Regions from separate parts of the Homo sapiens genome. Here region 2 is linked to region 1. Evidence: read pairs that join two places in POLR2A ChIA-PET (ENCODE). Cell type or tissue: PC-3. All regions are shown on one strand. Links, peaks and the distances in the headings refer to the core of each region. The heading gives the core; the rest is flanking DNA. Region 1 holds the start of LOC124902460 (a long non-coding RNA gene). Region 2 overlaps KAT6B (lysine acetyltransferase 6B).

Region 1 (10,786 bases), core at 1,112-9,111:
TAAGAACTCTGTCATCCTGATTTACAAAACACAACACGTTTAATGTTTCAAATTACTTTCTGTTTGTAATCTCTGGATCCCTTATGAGATAAAGGTTAAGCTGTTTCCAACATCACACTGTTAATGGGTCATGGAACTGGATCAGATCTTTTCTGGGACTTCCTGGTTTTGCTGGTTGCCTCATGCATATACTTAGTGTGTATATGCATATATGGGTTAATAATTGAATTTAATTGACCTTCTTAATTTTTTTTTCTTCTTTTTTTTGACTGAGTCTCACTTTGTCGCCCAGGCTGGAGTGCAGTGGTGCGATCTTGGCTCACTGCAACCTCTGCCTCCCAGGTTCAAGCGATTCTCCTGCCTCAGCCTCCCAAGTAGCTAGGATTACAGGCATCCACCACTATGCCCAGCTAATTTTTGTATTTTTAATAGAGACAGCATTTCACCATGTTGGCCAGGCTGGTCTTGAACTCCTGACCTCAAGTGATCCACCCTCTTTGGCCTCCCAAAGTGCTGGGATTACAGGAGTAAGCCACCATGCCCAGCGACTTTCTTAATTTTCTATTTATATCTGTTTAAATGAGATTTGCTTCAAACAGTGAAAAATAATACTGCTTTCATTTTCTTTCTTTTTTCAAAATCATATCACATCATTTTCTTAAAAAAACCTTTTCTCTCTGATTATAAGTATTACATTCTTATTGTATGGAATATAGAAATTTTAGAAATTTTTAATGTAGACAGTGAAAGGGCCCATTCAAGGAGTAAATATTACTAGTTTGATATTTATTTATTTAAAAATATACACATATACCATATTTGCTATTTTTTGGGACATTGTGCTTCTTTTAAAATTTTCTCAGTTTTTATTTTGAAATAATTATAGGCTGGGCGCAGTGGCTCACGCCTGTAATCTCAGCACTTTGGGAGGCCGAGGCAGGCAGATCACCTGAGGTCAGGCATTCGAGACCAGCTTGGCCAACATGGCAAAACCCTGTCTCCAGAAAAAAAATAGAAAAATTAGCTGAGCGTGGTGGGGGCACCAGTAATCCCAGCTACTTGGGAGGCTGAGGCATGAGAATCACTTGAACCCTGGAGGCAGAGGTTGCAGTGAGCTGAGATTATGCCACTGCATTCCAGACTGAATGATAGACGGAGACTCTGTCTCAAAAAAAAAAAAAAAAAATTCTTGGCTGGGCACTGTGGCTCTCTCCTGTAAACCCAGCACCCCAGCACTTTGGGAGGCTGACAGGAATGGATGCTTGAGCCGTGGAGTTTAGCCTGGGCAACATAGCAAGACCCCGTCTCTTACCCCTTCCCCAAAAAATCCTCCTCTGTTAGCAGTTTTCTGACAATTTGTATTATAAATGGGTATTTGCGATAAAAATTTTGTTAGATGCTTTTTTTATTTATATGCTCCTGTGTTTTTTCTCCTTTAGCAGGTTAACATGGTGAGTTACGTTGTTTGATTTTCAAATATTGAACCAGCCTTGCATCCCTGGAATGAACCCTGTTTGGTCATGATATATAATTAATTTTATATATTGCTGAATTCTGTTTGCTAATATTTGGTTAAGTATTTTTGCATCTATATTCGTGAGGGATATTGGCCCTTCTACAGACACCATCTCCATAGTGCCAGGTGGAGAAGGGTTAAGTTTTGTACCTTGCTTGCTGGGAAGGAAATGGACACCTCATGCTTGCTTCCCACCCCACCTCACCCCACCCCACCCCACCCCACCCCACCCCACCCCACCCCACCCCACCCTGTGCAGGGGGTTGGGCGGGTAAAGGAGATGAGGGTTGTGGGTGGCTTTGTTACCTCCGATATACCACTGAGTGGTGTTAATCCTGAGTCTCCAGCAGGCTTCCTCTGGTAGTACCTCGGCAAGGAGCAGGAGGGGTGCCTCATAAGTGCTGTTTGGGTTTGAAGTCCAAGTTCCCCAAATGGACTCCTCTGACAGCATGTTAAGAGAGGGGGAGAGACTTGTTACTGCTAGACAATGATGACAATCCCAGCTCCCTACTTGGTCTTCTCTGATACCACCCTGGTGTGGAGAGAGATATGGCCGGATTATAACCTGACAGGCTTAAAAATCAAGGCTCTCCATTTGGCCTTTCCTGGTGAGGGTGGGAGTGGAAATGGGGCTGGTTTTTTATGTGGTGTTTGGCTGGAATAGAGTGGGTTATTGTCTAAAAGTCTTACATCTTGCTAGGCTGTCTCTTTTTCTGGTCCTTTGGTTTTTCTTTTCTTTCTTTTTTTTTTGAGGTGGAGTCTCACTGTCTCCCAGGTTGGAGTACAGTGGCATGATCTCGGCTCACTGCAACCTCTGCCTCCAGGGCTCAAGCGACTCTCCAGCCTCAGCCTGAGAGTAGCTACTCAGCCTCAGAGTAGCTACTCAGCCTCAGAGTAGCTGGGACTACAGGCACACTCCACCGCGCCCAGGTAATTTTTTGTATTTTAGTAGAGACGGAGTTTCACCATGTTGCCCAGGGTGGTCTCAAACTTTTCAGCTCCAGCGATCCGCCTGCCTCAGCCTCCCAAAGTGCTGAGATTACAGGCGTGAGCCACTGCACCCAGCCGGTCTTTTGTTTTTTCTTGGAGCTTTTTTTATCTGCACCTTTGACATTTCCAGGTTGCTAGCTTCTCTAGTATCCACTTTGGGATATATATGGCAAAATAAACAAACAAAACACCCAAAGAGCTCACTACTGTGTTGTTCCTTGGGTCCCAAGGTGCCTGGCCAGTCAGTCTTCCTCTTCATTTCTCAGAGTCTTCTTATGTTTATTTTATATATAATGTCCATAGAGTAATAGGAAAAAGTATGTCTACTCCATCTTCCTGCAAGCAGAAATCCATTTATTTTTTAAAATGTACCTGTCAGAGGCCAGGCACCATGGCTCATGCCTGTAATCCCAGCACTTTGGGAGGCCAAGACGGGCAGATCACTTGAGGTCAGGAGTTCGAGAGCAGTCTGGCCAACGTGGTGAAACCCTGTCTCTAGTAAAAATACAAAAATTAGCCAGGCGTGGTGGCGCACGCCTGTAGTTCCAGCTACTTGGAAGGCTGAGGTGGGAGAATTGCTTCAACCCGGGAGGCGGAGATTGCAGTGAGTTGAGATGGTACCATTGCACTCCAGCCTGGGTGACAGAACGAGACTCCATCTCAAAAAAAAAAAAAAAAAGGTACCTGTCAGAAAAATCTAGAGAGCAAAACGGTACACATACTGAAGAGTAGCTCTCTCTTCTGTTCCTCTACTTTTTAGAAGCTGTTTCCTTCATTCTGTCTTCATGTCTGTCATTATATTCCATCCTGTCTCACAATCTGTTTTACACTCTTAAGACAATTTTTCTTTCTTTTTTTCTTTTTTTTTTTTCCTAAGATGGGGTCTCACTCTGTCACTCAGGCTGGAATGCAATGGCACAGTCATGGCTCAGCTTCCTAAGTAGCTGGGAGTATAAGCACATGCCAGCACAGCCAGCTAATTTTTTTGTTGTTGTTGTTTTTGTTTGTTTGTTTTTTACAGAGATGGGATTTCACGATGTTGCCCAGGCTGGTTTTGAACTCCTGGCCTCAAGTGATCCTCCCGCCTCCAGCTACCAGAGTGCTAGGATTATAGGTATGAGCCACCACACCTAGCCAATTATTCTTTCTAAAACACACTCTGATTATGTCATCCTCTTTTTCAGCTATCTGCAGAGAATCCCATTGTGTGTAGAATGTTTTTAACTTGACAGAGGTTTCCATGGCTCTCTCAGGTCCTCGTTTCCAAGAAGGAACAACTGTTGTGTCTAAAAGGGCTACTGCCTTATGCAGCCTATTTGCTGCATGAACTGTGCATGATGTATGCCCAGGGACAAGCCTTTTAAGAAGTTCATCATTTGAGGCTGGGTGTGGTGGTTCACACCTGTAATCCCAGCATTTTGGGAGGCTGAGACGGGAGGATCACTTGAGCCCAGGAGTTTGAGACCAGCCTGGGCAACATGGCAAAACCCTATCGCTACAAAAAAAAGTACAAAAATTAGCCCAGCGTTGTGGTGCACACCTGTGGTCCCAGCTACTTGGGAGGCTTAGGTGGAAGGATCACTTGAGCTCAGGAGGCAAAGGTTGCAGTGAGCCAAGATTGTGCCACTGCACTCCAGCCTGGGTGACATAGTGAGGCCCTGTCTCAAAAAAAGGAAAAAAAAATAAAGTTCATTATTTGAAACATAGTCGAGCCCACAGCTATCAGGGACATTTCTGAAACAAGTACCTTGGGCACCTATGTGCTTCCAAAGCTGTATGTGAAGCTACATAACTACATGAGTTGTGCCATTCGCAGAAAGGTAGTCAAGAATCGAACTTGTAAAGCCTGCAAGGACCAAACATGTCTACCTGACTTAGACTTTTGAGTGCTGCCCCATGACCTCCACCAAAGTCCGTATAAGGAGCCGACTCCTTAAGGACTGAAGAAAAACTATCTTCTGGAAAAAGATAAAGTGGAGATTATACTAAAAACAAAAACAAAAAGGTTTTCATCATCTGGCCCCAGTTTATATTTTCAACTTTTTATCTTGTTATTCCCCTGTGCCTTTTACATACTGATGGTTCACCACTGTTTCCTGCCTTCATACTTTGGTCATGCAATTTCCTCTGCTAGTATACTTTTATTTTTATTTATTGATCTATTTATTTATTTTTAAATTTTTGCTATTGTACTTTATTCATCTCTATCCACATAATTTTACTACTCCTTTAACGCTTAGCTCAAAAGTCACTTCCAAGAACTCTTTTCTGATTTTACCAACTGGAAATAACTTCTCTTTTCCAACTCCTTTAACTTTCCAATTTTTAGCAAATTAGATAAATATCCACTTTATTAGTCTTTTGAGGATTGAGTGAACTAATTATGACTCTCTTTAATATCCCTTTCTAGACTGTAGAATCATTGAGAGCAAGATCTGATTCAGATTCATTTGGATGAATGCCACATTGCCTAGTGTAATACCCTTCATATAGTATGTGTACAGTAAATATTTAATAGATGAATAAATGTAACATATGAGTGCTTTTGCTTTTTTTTTTTTTTTTTTTTGAGACAGTATCTTGCTGTGTCATCCAGGCTGGAGTACAATGGCATGATCATAGCTCACTGAAGCCATAACCTCCTAGGCTCAAGTGGTCTTCCCACCTTGGCCTCCTGAGGACCTGGGACTATAGGCACGTGCCACCACGCTGGCTAATTTTTTTTTTTTTTGTAGGGATGAGGTCTCCCTATGTTGCCCAGGCTAATTTCAAACTCCTAGGCTCAAGCAATCCTCTGGCCTTGGCTTCCCAAAGTGCTGAGATTACAGGCCTGAGCCACCGGGTTGGCCGGATTGTATCCTCAGTGCCTTAGTGTCTGGCATCTCTATATAATAGACACTTAGTAAATGTTTGAGACTGAACAGTGCAAAATTGTGATTCAAAAAGTCTTCATTAGGCTGCGCACGGTGGCTCACACCTGTAATCCCAGCACTTTGGGAAGCCGAGGCGGGTAGATCACCTGAGGTCAACGGTTCGAGACCAGCCTGGCCAGCATGGTGAAAACGTGTCTCTACTAAAAAATACAAAAATTAGTGGAGAGAGGCGGCTTGTGCCTGTAGTCCCAACTACTCGGGAGGCTGAGACAGGAGAATCGCTTGAACCTGGAAGGCAGAGGTTGCAATAAGCTGAGATTGCGCCACCGCACTCCAGCCTGGGCACAGAGCGAGACTCTGTCTCAAAAAAAAAAAAAAAAAATCTTTGTTATGTAATGTAACTTTGATACATTCTTCTGCTGATAACTAGAAAATATTTAGTATTTTATATTTGAGATTTAGTTCTTGCAGAAGTACAAGAGCCCTCAGTTCATGTGAGGCAGTATATTGTCATGGGTAAGAATATGAACTTTAAAATGAGATTGCCTAGGTTGAACAGTTCTCTGTACTACTTGCTAGTACAAGTTGATCTTGGGGAACTTAACCCATTTATATCAGTTGTCACATCTATAAAATGAGGAAATTAATAGTACCTACTTTATATAGTTGTGAGGATTATTTGGGCATATAAGTCAAACACGTAGAACAGTTCCTCAGACACTGTAAATGCCATGAATGTTAGCTAATTTATTGTTACTTCCTGAAAATGCACTGAACACGGTTCAGAACTTGAGTTTGTGAGTTAGGGTGTACATTCTTTTTAAGGAATAACACTCTGCTGACATCACATATCCTCTAGCTGTACATCCTGTCTGCTTCCTACTATTTTAACTAGGTATTGAATGGATAGCTGATAATCCCAGTTACATGACAGACAGTATTCAGCATGTAAATGTTAAATAAACAAGTCCTCTTGAGACATTTTAACTCAGAAAGGATTAACTAGTTCATGCTAAGGAACAACATGTACTTTTGTTCACTGTATTTCCTTTGAAGAATATTTTATTTGTTCTGGTTGAATATACTTTCCCATTCAGTGCAGTTAACTCTTCCTAGGTGATAAACCCTTTACCGGTCTTTACTGACAAATTAAAATGACTATTTAACGTTCCCTGTATTATTTTGAACCTTAAAACTGTTTTAACAGCCCTCTAAAATTAATCTGGCTCTGATTTTTTTTTCTTCTTTAATTTTTTTTTTTTTTTTTTTTTGAGACAGAGTCGCTGTCACCTAGGCTGGAGTGCAATGGCGCGATCTTGGCTCATTGCAACCTCCGCCTCCCAGGTTCAAGCAATTCTCCTACCTCAGCCTCCCGAGTAGCTGGGATTACAGGCACATGCTACCACGTCCAGCTAATTTTTGTATTTTTAGTAGAGACAGCATTTCACCATGTTGGCTAGGCTGGTCTGGAACTCCTGACCTCAAGTGATCCACCTGCCTCGACCTCCAACAGTGCTAGGATTACAGGCGTGAGCCACCGCACCCGCCCTTCTGTTTTTTTAAATTTTAATAAAAACAAGGTCTCCATATGTTGCCCAGGCTGGTCTTGAACTTCTTCGCTGAAGCAGTCCTCCTGAGTTCGCCTCCCAAAGTGTTGGGATTACAGAAATGAGCCACCATACCCAGCTTAGATATTTTTAATAACAGGTGAATTCTGAAATCTACATTGGTGTAAGATTAAAAGAATACATATGGTATTGTTCCATTCATATAAAGTACAAATGCAGGGAAAACTAAACTATATTGTTTATGGATATATGCTTAGGTAGTAAAGCTATAAAGAAAAACAAGGGATTATCATGAAGATAGGTTTGTGGTTACTATGGGTGGTCGGCAGGGGGTGGGGAAGGGAATTATTGATTAGAAGTGGTACACAGTGATACTGGGCTGGTGCCTTGGGGTGATTACAGATTAAAGGAAGTGAATAGTTGCAAGCCTGAGATGAAAAGATTTGCTTTTTTATCCAGCTGTTTGTATTGCATTATTAATACATGCATATAATTGGTTTTAGTGCCTAAATAGCAAAATTTCAGACACATACTGACGAAAATGTATTACTTCTTCTGCAAAAGGGTCTTTTAACAAAAGTTGACACTTTCGTAATATAGAAGCCCTACTTTTCCTCCATACTTCTTTCTGTATTCTGAATCACCTAAAAAAAAACCATCTCAACTGGATCTTTTTTCCAGTGTGCTTTTCTTCTAATTCTAAAGATATTTATTATATCTTCTTTGTACTTCCTCTTCTTCTTCTTATTTTTTTTTTTTTAAAGACTAGGTCTTGTTCTGTTGCCCAGGTGCAGTAATAGCTCACTATAGCCTGGAAGTCCCCAGCTCAAGTGACTCTTTTGGACTTCTGGGTTTTTTTGTTTGTTTTGAGATGGAGTCTTGCTCTGTCACCAGGCTGGAGTGCAGTGGCATGATCTCGGCTCACTGCAACCTCCAACTCCCTGGTTCAAGTGATTCTCCTGCCTCAGTCTCCCAAGTAGCTGGGATTACAGGCATGCACCACCACACCCAGATAATTTTTGTATTTTTAATAGAGACAGTGTTTCACCATGTCGGCCAGGAGGCTCTCATCTCCTGACCTCGTGATCCACCTGCTTCGGCCTCCCAAAGTGCTGGAATTACAGGTGTGAGCCACCGCACCCGGCCTGGACTTCTTTAAAGTTAAAATGATTAGCTAGTTTCATTTGGCATCTTTAGATTTGAATTTGTCATCTACGTAGGAAAAAGAAGTTATATAATCTTAGGGACAGTAGAAAATGGTTTGTTTATATAGCCTTAGATACATAACAAAGCCATTAATGTTTTAAGAAACACCCCAAAGCCATCTGAGTAGCTACATGAATACATATGATTGGAGATTTGTGTTAGGTTTAGCTGTGATCTTAACCCTTGACATCATAGTATAGTGGTTAAGAGTAGAGGAAATAAACAACTAGGTAAATCTAGAATACAGGTTATTCTACAAAGAACTACCCTGAACTTGTCTCCCCCTAAAAAGAAACAAGAGCTAGGGCACTGTTCTAGACTAAAAGACACTAGCAAGATGTGATGACCAAGTGTAATACATGAACCTAAATTGAATCCTGATTTTTGGAGGAAACAGAAATAAAATAAATTTGAGGGGCAATTAGGGGAGATATTATGGTTAATTTTCTTAGGTGTGGTAATGTGTATTGTACTTATTTAGGAAGTTGTCATTATTATTAGAAGATGAATAACAACTGGATGCCGAAATATTTATGGTGAATATCATAATGTCTTTATATTAAACAGTTAAGAAGTGTCTTCAAAATAAGATATGAATGCTTAAAAAAAAACACCTATGATCAGCCAGGCACGGTGACTCACGCCTGTAATCCCAGCACTTTGGTAGGCCGAGGCAGGCAGATCACCTGAGGTCAGGAGTTCGAGACCAGCCTGACCAACATGGAGAAACCCCGTCTCTACTAAAAATACAAAAAAAAATTAGCCGGGCTTGGTGGCACATGCCTGTAATCCCAGCTACTCGGGAGGCTGAGGCAGGAGAATTGCTTGAACCGAGGAGGTGGAGGTTGTGGTGAGCCGAGATCGTACCATTGCACTCCAGCCTGGGCAACAAGAGCGAAACTCCATCTCAAAAACAAAAAAAACACTATGATCATTCTTTAAATCTCTGGTAGGATTTAGTAGCTTTATTTTCAACCCATCCTTTAGCTCCAAGGAAAAGCAGCATGAAGTGATGGAAAGAGTACTGAATTTGTTGTCAAAATTCTTGGAGTTTAATTTCAGCATCAATATTAACTCTCTAGGTGACTTTAAATCATTTAAATTATAATAATTTAAATAATTTGTGTAAAGCAAATCTGGCAAAATGTTTGAATCCCAAATTTGAATCCTGGCTCGGACAATTTCAAGTAGGACCTTGGTCACTTCACTTAACTTTTCTGTGCCTTCATTGTCTCGTGTAAAATGAAGATAATAGTAATGTCTACCTCATAAAAGTGTTGTGAGGATTAAATAGTATTATAAAGATAAAGTGCTCAGAATAGTGCCTGAGCATTCAACAAATGTAGCTGCTGCTGCTGTTATTGTTTTATATTTATTTTATTATCTATTACTTTGAAGAGAGCTTGGAAGACTCAAGAGGTAGAAAATATAAAACAGAAGTCCAGGCAGGCAGAACCCTCAAAACAACTAGGCAAAGATCAAGCAGTTGTTGTTATAATTAGGAAATGAGATCCCACATGAAATCACCCTGCAGGGTCTAACCTGTAGTAGGTATTCATAAATGTTAGTTTCCTTCTGTTATCCCTTTCTTTCCTTCCTCATTTTATAGTATTATTTAATCTGAGGCTTGCAGAGCACTATGTGACCATCCATTCTAATTCTGCTTCTTCTCTGCTTCTGGTTTGTATAACATTGAGTCTTCGAGGTGCCTTTGCACACATCTTATTTCATCTATTACATTTTGATTTGATGTTGGCTTGTTGCCTCTACTAATTACTACATAATACAGTTGAATAAAATATAGTTTAAGCATATACACAGAACTGTCTGAAAAGAAAAATCACGCTCTAGTGTTGACTGAAGATATATAATATTAAGAAAAATTATAGGTTATTTTATATTAAAACATATACTAATTAGAAGCTTAGAATCTGTCTATAATACCAAAATCTAATAGCCAGAAAACAGAATTTTGATTATTAAAAATAACTGATCAAATTTATCTACAATTTATATATTTCTGATAATTAAAGAAATAAGTGAGTCTCCAAAATATGGTAAGAATATTTTTTAAAAATCTATAATAAATCTTTAAATCTCTGTTAGAACTTGATAGCATTATTAACTCATCCTTTAGCTCCAAGGAAAAGCAGCATGAAATGGTGGAAAGAACACTGAATTTGTTGTCGAAATTCTTGGAGTTTAATTTCAACACCAATATTAACTCTCTAGATGACTTTAAATACTCTAAACATCTTGGCATCTCAAGCCTCACTGTGCATTAGAATCACGTGGGGAGCTTTTTAAAAAATGCAGATATAAAATTTCTGTCTCTTCTGAGATTCTGATTCAGTTGTCCTAGGATGAGGCATGGACATTGATACAAATACACTGTAAAATTTCAGACTATTCTAATGTATAGCCAGGGTTGAAAACCTTTGTATATGTAGTTTCCTTGGAAGCCTAGGCAAAGGAGGCATCAAAGAGAATTGGCTTTTTATATCCTACACTGTCTAGGAGAGAGAGAGACTGAAACTGGGAGATGCAAACAACCTTTTCTAGACAGGTACTCTCTGCTCTGTGGCACTGATGTTACGTTAGGTCTCACAGGAAGCTGGATTAGATTTTGCCCA
Region 2 (10,786 bases), core at 1,175-9,174, 220 kb before region 1:
TTAAACTTTACGGGCAGAGAAAATTCAGTAAGTCACCACTACCAGGTGACTTTCTTTTTTATGTTACCCCCTAGCAAGGCATGTAGTTTGCATCCTACAGAATATAAAAGATGGGGCCAGCATCTATTCTGTGTCTTAGCAGTGAACTTCATCCAATAGATACTTGATTTTTAAATACTTTCACCTTGTGTCATGATTAAATCACTAAACAGGAAGTTTCAGCTTTTCTTTAAAGAAGTACATCCTATTAAAAATTTAAATGTCTTCATAACTGCTTACGCTCAGTAAATGAACACTAGGAATCTATAAACAGGAATCTATGGCTCTAAAAATTGAAATTTTGGGGGCTGTTTCATTCTTTAGAACTTGAAAACGCCATAGGCAATTAGCTATAATTCATTTGCAGATTATTTTTGCCATGTTAAATTAGGAATTTTAGCCATAGCAAGCATAACAGACAAGCACACTTTTAAATTATTTTGTTCAGCAAAACACCATAGGCCCTTATATGTGTTTGCTGGAATTTTTCTTTGTCAACAATAAATCTATATGTTTCTTTAGTTAAAAAAAAAACAGCAACAAAGTGTTTATTGTAGAATGTTTACTTTTTAAACAAACGTGAAAGGCATTGGTACAAAAAGGGAAAAGCACCTAGGATTTGGATCCTCAGTGGGTCCAGGAGTACAGCTTCCTTGTTCTGCAGTTACTGGAGGCAGTGTGGTGAGGGGAAGGATGTGGGCTTTGGACTGAGCTGCTGCTTCTACCTGTGCTATGACTTTGCACAAGTTAGGAGTAGCCTTTTTGAGCTTTGTTTTCTCCTTAGAAGATGACTAAGATCATGTTTGCACATAGCACATGACACAAACTCATGATACTGGTTTTGTTTTTTCTAACATTGTCTCAGTGGGTCTTCACTGCCTTCTTTCTACAATTTTTTTTTTTTAAGGGAATAGGGTCTTACTCTGTTGCTCAAGGCTGGAGCGCAGTGGCTGATCATTGCTCACCATAGCCTCAAATTCCTATTCACTGCCCTCTTATATAGTGGATAATGTGGGCGTTAGTCTCATGCAGTTAAGAGAACAGGTTCAAAAGAAGTTTTGAACTGTCTGTTTTATTTTCACAAGGCCAGTCAGTGACAGAGAAAGAACTTCCACTTGGGTGTCCTGGCTCTGTGTCCCATGGTTTTCCTACTGAAATACTATTACTGTGCTATAGCAGAAGAAAGAAGGCTAAGACAGTTCTGTGCTTACAGTCACCTTCAGTTTCAAATGTAATCATATCCTGGGGGAGGGGAAATGAAACTTTGAGTTTCATCTCCCAAATCATTCCTTTATTTAGAATCAACCGGCTGGGCACGGTGGCTCATTCCTGTAATCCTAGCACTCTGGGAGGCTGAGGTGGGTGGATCACTTGAGGTCAGGAGTTCAAAACCAGCCTGGCCAACATGGTGAAACCCCCGTCTGTACTAAAAATACAAAAAAAAAAAAAAATAGCCGAGCATGGTGGCAGGCACCTGTAATCTCAGCTACTTGGGAGGCTGAGGCAAGAAAGTTGCTTGAACCCAAGAGGCGGAGGTTGCAGTGAGCTGAGATTGCGCCACTGCACTCCAGCCTGGGTGACAGAGCAGTACTCCATCTCAAAAAAAAAAAATAGTATCAATGAATTCAAAGAAATAAAATGTTTTTCATGTACTCATGGAAACAACTATTTCTAAAATTCTAAATGAATTATTATTATTATTATTATTATTATTATTATTATTATTATTTGAGACGGAGTTTCTTTCTTGTCAGTCAGGCTAGAATGCAATGGCGCGATCTCGGCTCATGCAACTTCTGCCTCTTGGGTTCAAGGGATTCTCCTGCCTCACCCTCCCCAGTAGCTGGGATTACAGGCGCCTGCCACCATGCCTGGCTAATTTTGTATATTTTTAGTAGAGATGGGGTTTCACCACGTTGGCCAGGCTGGTCTCGAACTCCTGACCTCTGGTGATCCACCCACCTTAGCCTGTCAAAGTGCTGGGATTACAGGCATGAGCCACCGCGCCCGACCTCTAAATGAATTTTTAAAACTCCAGCATCTCACAAATGGTTCTTGAATAATTTTTCCTTAGCCTGCAGTGTTTAAGTTGGGTTTTGAAGGTTTTGTTACTCAATAGTCACCCTTTTTTGGGTGTAAGTTTGTCCTCTACTCCTGAGTAAGTAAGTGACCTTAGGGCAGTATTACCATGAAACAGATCTCACAAATAACATTGATACCAACATCATTATTTTTGGTCAAATGTTAAATAGTTAAAATTTGTCATCCTAGTCTATATTGAACTAATTTGAAATACCTTATATTTAAGCAAACTTTATTGTTTTTAACATAGCAAAACAATTAATAAAACTTTAAATCAATTACACATGAAACAGTAAGAAAGCAGTGCAAGATTAAAATCTCTAGGTAAGTGTTCTATAGTGTATAAGTAAGTTCTGTAGAACTTCAGAAAAAAGAGAGGTCAGTAGGATTCTTAGAGCAAAGTGTGATTTTATCTGTACTTTGGGTCAGAATAACTTTTCTGATTTTTTTTATTACTAACATACCTAAACACAGATAATGTTAACATTAATTAAGTGACCTTAGGGCAGTATCACAATGAAACATCTCACAAGTAACATTGATACTAACACAATTATTTTTAGTCAAATGTTAAATATTTAAAATTTGTCATCCTTGTCTATATTGAACTAATTTAAAATATCTTATTGAAATATATTATTAATTAATTCATATCAGACTTAGCTAGAGACACCTAATGTTCAAAACAGAAAGTAGAGGTGGATTGGGCCCAGTTGGCTCCAGTTGCTCAGAGGATGTGGTCAGTGCTGTTTTTGTACATCTTGAGCTCTGCTCACTCTGTCTGCGAGTAGGTTTTGCGTTTTGCTTGTTGGCTGTCTTGTTGGGGGTGGGAAAATGGCTGCCCATACCTTCTGCCAGGTGGGCAACCCCAAAGACTTTTCTTTTCCAGCGCACGTGTAGGAGCAGCCTGTTGGAGGCATGTGCCCATGCTTTAGACTGTCACCCAGGTCATGAGGACTGTGGTTTGAAGAGTGTGCTCACTCAACTGGCTAGGGGGTGAGGGCACTGTGTTTGACAACTGTCAAGGACTAGCGAGGTTCCCAGATGAAAGGGGGTGATATACCAGAAGAAGAGGCATGGGTGGGAAATGTGCATAGCAGTCCCAGCCAATAGCTATCACTGCCTACCACATAGTGCTACAAAACAGCGTAAGAATTATTCATTGAGTGCAAATGTTGGGGGAGTGGGGGTTAAACAGAGACCTATTCTAAGTGATTCTTGACTGTTTGTCCAGGTGTCATTCCTTGTTATAGGAGTTTTAAAAGCAGAAAATTCTCAACTGCTCATTCACCTAATACTCCATGAAAGTATATATTCTTGAGTGTCCTAAGTGTGTGTCCTTTGAAATGTTTATATATATAAAAGATATTTTAAGTATAAAATCTTAAATATCTTTTACACTTAAAATATCTTTTATATTTTATATTTGTGCTTTTATAAGTTAAAAAATGTGATCACCATGACCCTCTACTTGGATGTGACAACCCTCCATTTTATAAAATAATTACCGTTGAATCAAAATTTTTGCTCAACGTATGCTATCCAGTTACCTGTCAAAGCCAACTGAATGAATGATGAAAAGGTTCAGATCAAAAGCAACTGGCTTAACTTCACGGAGGTTTTCATGCTTTAATTTAAAATGTGTCTATGTCTAACTGATTATCTCTCACATTTTATAAAGAAATATTGACGTTCTGTAAAGTATGTAGTGACCTCACTTCTGGCTGTGTGGGCAGGTTTCACTGCAGGCCTCTGAAGCATTGATATTCCTGTAACCTTTGAGGCAAGATGTGTGTGTAGTGTATTAATGAGCTGATTGAAGTGATGTACAGTAATTTCATCCTTGGGTAAAAACAGATGTGAAAGATTCTGTTTTAATATTTAATCAGCCTCCAAGCCTCTGTTGGCTTGTTTAAGTTGACCTGACAGCATTATACCTGGAAACACTTTGAATTAAACTCTGAGTGCTTGACCTTGTTCAAACAGTTGTAATTTAATAAGGCTGCTGTCTTGGTGGAGATAGTGTCGCTAATAGGCAAATCCTCTTCTGACTGGGATTGTTCTGTTTGTGAGTGCTGGGGTTGGAGAGATTCAGAGATTCTCATCAGTTTGTGGGGAGGAACTGGGATTTGAAGAAGTAAAAACAAATCTAAATTAAGAAAGTGTCTTTTAGAAGATCTTTAAAAACTTTTATTTTAATTTTTAGACATATAGAAGTAATGTTTTTAATGTCATTTTGATTAGGCTCATTTTGGTTGAAAGGAATGGAAAATCATTTGTTAAAAAGAGAGCTGGAAACTTGTCAGAAATCAAAGAAGTGCTAGGAGGACTGCATACTCACTCTGGCTCTCCTTGTCCTCCTGTCCACCCATCCCTCCACCCACCCATCCGTCCCTGCTTTTCTCTGTCTCTGTCTTGGGCGTCCTCTGCACGATAGCCTGTCTGCTCTCTCCTTTCTTCTGTTGGCTCCCTCAATCTCTGTTTCGTGTACTTCTCTCTAGCCCATAGCTCCTCTTTACTAATCATTTCTGTTCTCTCATGCCATCAGTTTGCAGGGGCTCTTGGTAGTTTCAGCTCTCTTGTATCCTTTCAGCTCTAAGTCTTGCTGTCAACAAGTTTGTTTCCTTGTTCACGTTCCAGTTAGCTGGGTCTGAATGGCTCTCCTGATCTTTTTTGTGCCATATCCAAATTGCCCATGCTTTCCAAAGCAGGGGGAGCTGTGGACAAGACAGTTTTTGGCTTGAAGGAAAGATTAGTTGGGGCAAATACCATGATTTGCCCAATATAAATGCGTGTAGATATATATTTTCTGGTTCTAAGAGTACCATATGCTTACTGGGGAAAAATGAGAAAATTTAAAAAACTAATAAAAATACAGTTAAAATCTCCTGTAAACCGACTATTCAAATAGCTAAACTACTTTGGTGTATTTCCTCTGATTTTTTTTGCTTGTTTATACATAAACATAATATACACAGTAAACATCCCAAAATTTTAGAATCATAGTGGTAACATTTTAAAGATCTTCATATCTACTTGTTACCAGTGGCATCTGTAGGAATACTCTGGCTGTCAGGCCTACGTTAAAAACTGTGGTAATTTGGTGTGAATCTTTTATTAATTCTTTCCTTTTGACTAATATTAAGTGTGGCATCATTAATCATGTTATATTATCTTCACTTTGGCTTGCATTACTTATCAACTCCTTTGAGAAGAGTTAATATTATTTTCATATTTCACAGTACTTGACATATTGTCTCATACTTAGTAGATGTTCAGTATTTGGTCTATAGTTTCTGCTTAATTTTTATGAAACTTGATTTCTGTGAGTGGGCAAAATACATTCATAAGGTTCCAGCTCAGAAGAAGGAAAAAGTAACAATGTATAGCACTAAGAATATTGGAAAACAACGGGGAAATATGCTAATTGCTTTTAAACGAACAGGGATTTTGGCAGTATTGTGGTATATGAAGGGTCTCCTGTAGGAAGCTGACTGGCTCTTCTCTTTTAGGAGCCCTCCCAGGGTGGCATTCATTACCTTGTCGGATTGCCATGGTCCAGTGTGGGTAGCAGAATCCTGAGAGACCCCCAGTGACCCTGCCCTTTGTATTATATCTTCCCCTTTGAGTATAGGTGGAACCTATGCATGTTTGAGATATCACCCATGATTCTACTACCTTGCTTGGCAGAGGGAGACTATCCAGGTGGGCTGATCTAATCACACAAGCCCCTTAGAAACCATATTCTCCAGCAGGTGGGAAGAAAGAGTGATCTGAAGCATGAATAGGATTTGATGTTGACTGCGAAGATGAAAGGGACCATGTGCCAAGCAATGTGGGTAGCTTCTAGAAACTGAGCATGGTCCCCAGCTGGCAGCCAGCAAAGAAACAGGGACCTCAGTCCTACAACCGCTAGGAACCGAATTATTCTAACAACCTAAACGAGCTTGGAGGTGAATTTTTCCTAAGAGCTCATGGATAAGAGCAGAGTCTGGCTGACACCTTGATTTTGGCTCTGTGAGACCCTAAGCAGAGAACCCAGCTGAGCCTGACTGGATTTCTGACCCACTCAGCTGTGAGCTCATGAATGGGTGTTGTTTTAAGCCACTGTTTGTGGCAGTAAGACTAATATAGTCCAGGGTCTGGCTAATTCTTAGCTTTGTCAGATTTTAACTTGATTTTCTGTGGATATCAAGGGTGGAGCTGTCTCTCAGGGGTAGACTTACAGGAGCCTAGCTGAAGAAACTGGTGTATGGAATCAGGAGGCCAGCATATTTATTTGTTTATTTACCTGAAAAGTAAATGTTCCAGGGACTGAGATACTCCATGTGGATGGTCAGTACATTATCTCCCTTAAGGCAGACCTGTGTAGGAGGCCAGGTGTGTATTAGTGAGCATGGCATCCAAACCATGAGTTAGATGAGCACAGTTTCCATGGCATCAAACACCTGTCTCACAACAAGGATGGCCTTCTCTATGTCTGGACAATGTTTAGATGGGTACTGCCAGCTTCTCTGGAGACTCACTGTATTAGTTTTCAATTACAGTGTAACACATAACCACAAGTTAGCAGCTTAAAACAATGAAAGTATATTATCTCACAGTTTCTATGAGTCCAGGCACAGGTAACTGGGTCCCCTGCTCAAGGACTCACCAGGCTGAAATCAAAATGTCAGCAGGGATGTGGTCTCATAAGCTCACTGGTTGTTGGTGGAATTCAGTGCCTTATGGTTGTAAGACTGAGGTCCTCTTCTCCCAGAGGCTGCCCTGCCACATGGCCCTCTCTACAATGTAGCATTTTGCTTCTTCAAGGTCAGCTGGAAAATCTCCCACACACTTTTGGTCTTTACAATCTCTGACCCCCTTTAAAAGCCTAGCCCTGTGTATGCTCATAGGGAGAGATTGTACAGGGGCCCAAATCTTGAGGGCATTGTAAAATTCTGCTCCCACACTTGCTTTCCCCTCAGCATCCCTTGATGACTGGCCAGCTTTCTGTTTGACACCTCCTTTCTTTAGCTGTGTTAATATATCCAGTCTTTGGGAGTCCAGGCTTGGTTGGATATTTCACATCTCTGAAGTGACTACATAGTTCTTCTCACATTCAGTATGTATTGATTTTTAAAATTTAAATTTGTGAACTTAATCACACCTTTATTTCTGTGATCCTCCCCCCTTTAGTAACTGGGGAATGGGATGAGGAGGAATTTCTTCATCTTAGTTTCAGAAGTCTTCACAGCAGTGGCCTCTATTTGTAGTTTGATGGTCTAAGGAGTTTAGATTGTTAGAGAACTTCTACCTTCACTAGAATTTTGAAGACGTAACTTAAAATTACACTTACTAGATGTAGAAACTGGGGAGACAAAATGAGTTATTTGCACAGTTAAATTATTAGCTAGTGAAGAAGGGTTTTTATTTCTTATTTATATCCTGCCTTCTCTCAATATGATGATGTCCAGTAAAAGGCATAGATAGTCTAAAAGTGAAGCAATTAAAAATTTTTCTATTATGGGAATTTGACAGTACAAAAAAACACAGATGTCCTTGCCCATTAAAGTGAACACCAAGGAGTCCAAAATATTTTCATGAGGTAGTTTTTTGCCATTGCCTGTCAGTTGTGAGAGATCATTGCCTCAGGCCACAGCGACTAGGTGTGTGGCAGAGTTAACCTGCCTGCTCTCTAGGGAAACCGTCAAGAAATGGGCAATAAATTAATAAGTAGAAAGTGTTCTCTGAGCTCCAGGCAGTTGTTGATTGACTGATGGAAAAGGTAGGCGGTAGGCTAATAGACGATGACATCCAAATTCAGCTGTTGCCTCTCAGCTGAACCCAACCCTGGGCTTCTGCTGCCTTTTGCTCCTTTTCCCTGAGTGGTGGTGGCCTGCAGGTTAAACAGGTGGGCTTGGGAATTGGGCTGCCTAGGGTAAATCCTCATTCCCCCATTTAACTCAGTCTGCCAGACTCTGTTTTCTTGTCTGTAAAATGAGGGTTAAAAGAGAGTCTCTGTAAAGCATTTAATACGTTGTTGGGCACTAGCGGTGGATTAAGGAGAAGAGGGCTGTGATGGGAGCTGTCAGCCCCAGCAGGCAGGAGTTAGAATTGTCTGGAATTGCCGGTGTAGGGTGATAATAAAAAGCAAACTGACTCTTGGTCGGTTTATTACTATTTTTAAATTCCCTACTGACAAGGCCCTCCCTATTGCCTGCACTCTGAGTGGACCACTCCTTCCATCCATGCCTTGCAATGCCACTGTCTTGCACATAAGGGCTCAAAAGTGTATGCTGTTGTTGCCCTTCTCACATTTCGGCTGAGGTGTATATTTTCATTAAAGAGGATTATGTAGAAAAATTGGTTTAATAAAAATGATGAGACTTTTTAATATGGTTTGTACACCATTAAGAGTGAAATATGGCAAAATCTGGTCTGAAAAATAGGAAAAAATATAGCAATAACTGATTAATAGAAAACCATAGGATTGGCTGGGCACAGTATCTCACACCTGAAATCCCAGCACTTTGGGAGGCCGAGGCAGGTGGATCACCTGAGGTCAGGAGTTCGAGACCAGCCTGACCAACATGGTAAAACCCCGTCTCCACTAAAAATACAAAAACTAGCTGGACGTGGTGGTGCACTCCTGTAATCCCAGCTACTCAGGAGGCTGAGGCAGGATAATTGCTTGAACTCAGGAGGCAAAGGTTGTGGTGAGCCAAGATCGTGCCACTGCACTCCAGCCTGGGTGATAGGGACTCCACCTCAAAAAAAAAATCTTTTTTTTCCCTTTTTATATTTTTGTCTGGATCCTAAATATTGGGACATTTGAAAGATGTGCATATTTAGTTTAAGCAAATTCTGGTGGATTTGGTTGGTTCTCTCTGTAGTAAGAGTAGAGAAGAATGGTAGATGTGAAAAGAATATATTCTGAAAAGAATATGGGATAAGAGAAAATCAAGAAGGCAAGAAAATAATCATTTCCACCCTTTTATCTACTTTGAAATCACCACTTTTCTTACTTTGGTCTTCTGTTTCCTCTATAAACTATGCTTAAGAGACCAGAGTGAGCAGACTTCTTCGTGAAAACCTGAGCTTGGGAGTTGGGATGGTTTACAGTCTTGGCTTCAGTCCACTTTTCTGACTTAACACCCAGACCCCTTTCCGGCTAAATTTATTGTCTCCTGTTCCTGCTGGGCCTTTCTGGAGCGTCCGCCTCTGGAGTGCCCTCTGCTCTTGAGGTCCCAAACTGCCCATCCCACACCTACCTGGTCACAGCTTTGCAGTTTAAGTCCCCACATGCCAGTGACTGCTTCCTTTCTGGACCCCTTTACTGCATTTCAGCAGTGCTGTCAATCCTTCCTTTAAATTTATGTCACTGGTTTGTAGGGCTCATTCTTCCAGCCTGCAGACGTCAGTTGAGATTCCACTGTGATCAAAGCAGGATATTTAAGTTCTGCAGCGGGTGGGCTGCAAGTGGTAGAAATAGTTATTTTCTTGCCTTCCTGAATTTCTCTTGTTCCATTCTCTTTTCAGGATACATTCCTTTCACTACAGAGAGTTGTCTGCTCTCACTACAAACAGAACCAGCCAAACCCACCACGATTTGCTTAGACATAATGGGCAAGAACTTTCAGAACATTTGGAACTTTTCAGAACATTGGGTGGTCTTAGAGACTAGCCAGTACAGAAATCTCTTGAGAGGGTGTTACTGTGTTCCTTCTGGACACCTCCAGTTTCTGATTTGGCTGTCCTGTTTGTCAGCAGTACATCCTTCATATTGAGCCCAAAACCTCCATTCATTCTGGTGTTCTTCAGTGCAGTCACACTGCTTCGTGATGGCTTTTCTTCAGTGCAGTCATTTGCTTCATGTGACTTTTCTTTTTTCTTTTTCTTTTTCTTTTTCTTTTTTTCTGAGGCAGAGTTTCACTGTTGTTGCCCAGGCTGGAGTGCAATGGCATGGTCTCGGCTCACTGCAACCTCCTCTGCCTCCTGGGTTCAAGCAATTCTCCTACCTCAGCTTCCCAAGTAGCTGGGATTACAAGTGCCCACCACTATGCCCGCCTAATTTTTGTATTTTTAGTAGAGACAGGGTTTCACAATGTTGGCCAGGCTGGTCTCAAACTCTTGACCTCAGGTGATGCATCTGTCTTGGCCTCCCAAAGTGCTGGGATTACAGGCGTGAGCCACTGCACCCAGCCATGATGGCTTTTCCAATGCAAAACATTGCAATAGTTATTCCTTTGAACCTTATAAAATTACTGATTGTTATGTTTTGAATATTTGTCCCCTCCAAAACTTACATTGAAATGTAATCCCCAATGTGGCAGTATTGAGAGGTGGAGTCTTTAAGAGGTGATTGGATCACCAGGGCTTTGCCTTCATGAATGGACTAATCCATTCATGGATTACTAGATTAATGAGTTAATTCATGAATTAATGGACTGATGGGTTATCATGGGAGTGGACCTGGTGGCTTTATAAGAAGAGTATGAGAGACCTGAACCAGCACATTCAGCTTCTTGCCATGTGATGCCCTGCACTACCATGAGATTCTGCAGATTCTTCCCCACCAGTGGGAAGGTCCCACCAGATGTGAGGCCCCTCGAACTTGGACTTCTCAGTCTTCATAACTATAAGAAATAAGTTCCTGGCCAGGCACAGTGGCTCATGCCTGTAA

What was found. Peaks named below come from ENCODE experiments on the same cell type or tissue, not always from the same donor. Only the 100,000 strongest peaks of a DNase experiment are listed, where the experiment ranks them.
Region 2: POLR2A ChIA-PET joins it to region 1 with 5 read pairs; 2 of 35 experiments call an interaction of 5 or more read pairs at or near these places.

Annotation. Positions count from the first base shown.
Region 1 is chr10:75,121,445-75,132,230 of GRCh38, forward strand. All of the region lies in intron 1 of SAMD8 (sterile alpha motif domain containing 8), which reads left to right. It overlaps LOC124902460 (a long non-coding RNA gene), which reads right to left and starts at 2,255. Exons shown (of 3, transcript XR_007062202.1): 1 at 2,207-2,255; 2 at 1,823-1,957. It also overlaps the pseudogene RPS26P42. In PC-3, for the core only: no CTCF peak of the experiment used is centred there; a DNase peak (open chromatin) is centred at 5,007; H3K27ac peaks cover 778 bases.
Region 2 is chr10:74,897,523-74,908,308 of GRCh38, forward strand. The region is part of intron 3 of KAT6B (lysine acetyltransferase 6B); the gene reads left to right. Among named protein-coding and RNA genes, the nearest start is that of KAT6B, 76 kb to the left of the region's middle. RefSeq lists a silencer at 9,795-9,995. In PC-3, for the core only: no CTCF peak of the experiment used is centred there; no DNase peak of the experiment used is centred there; H3K27ac peaks cover 215 bases.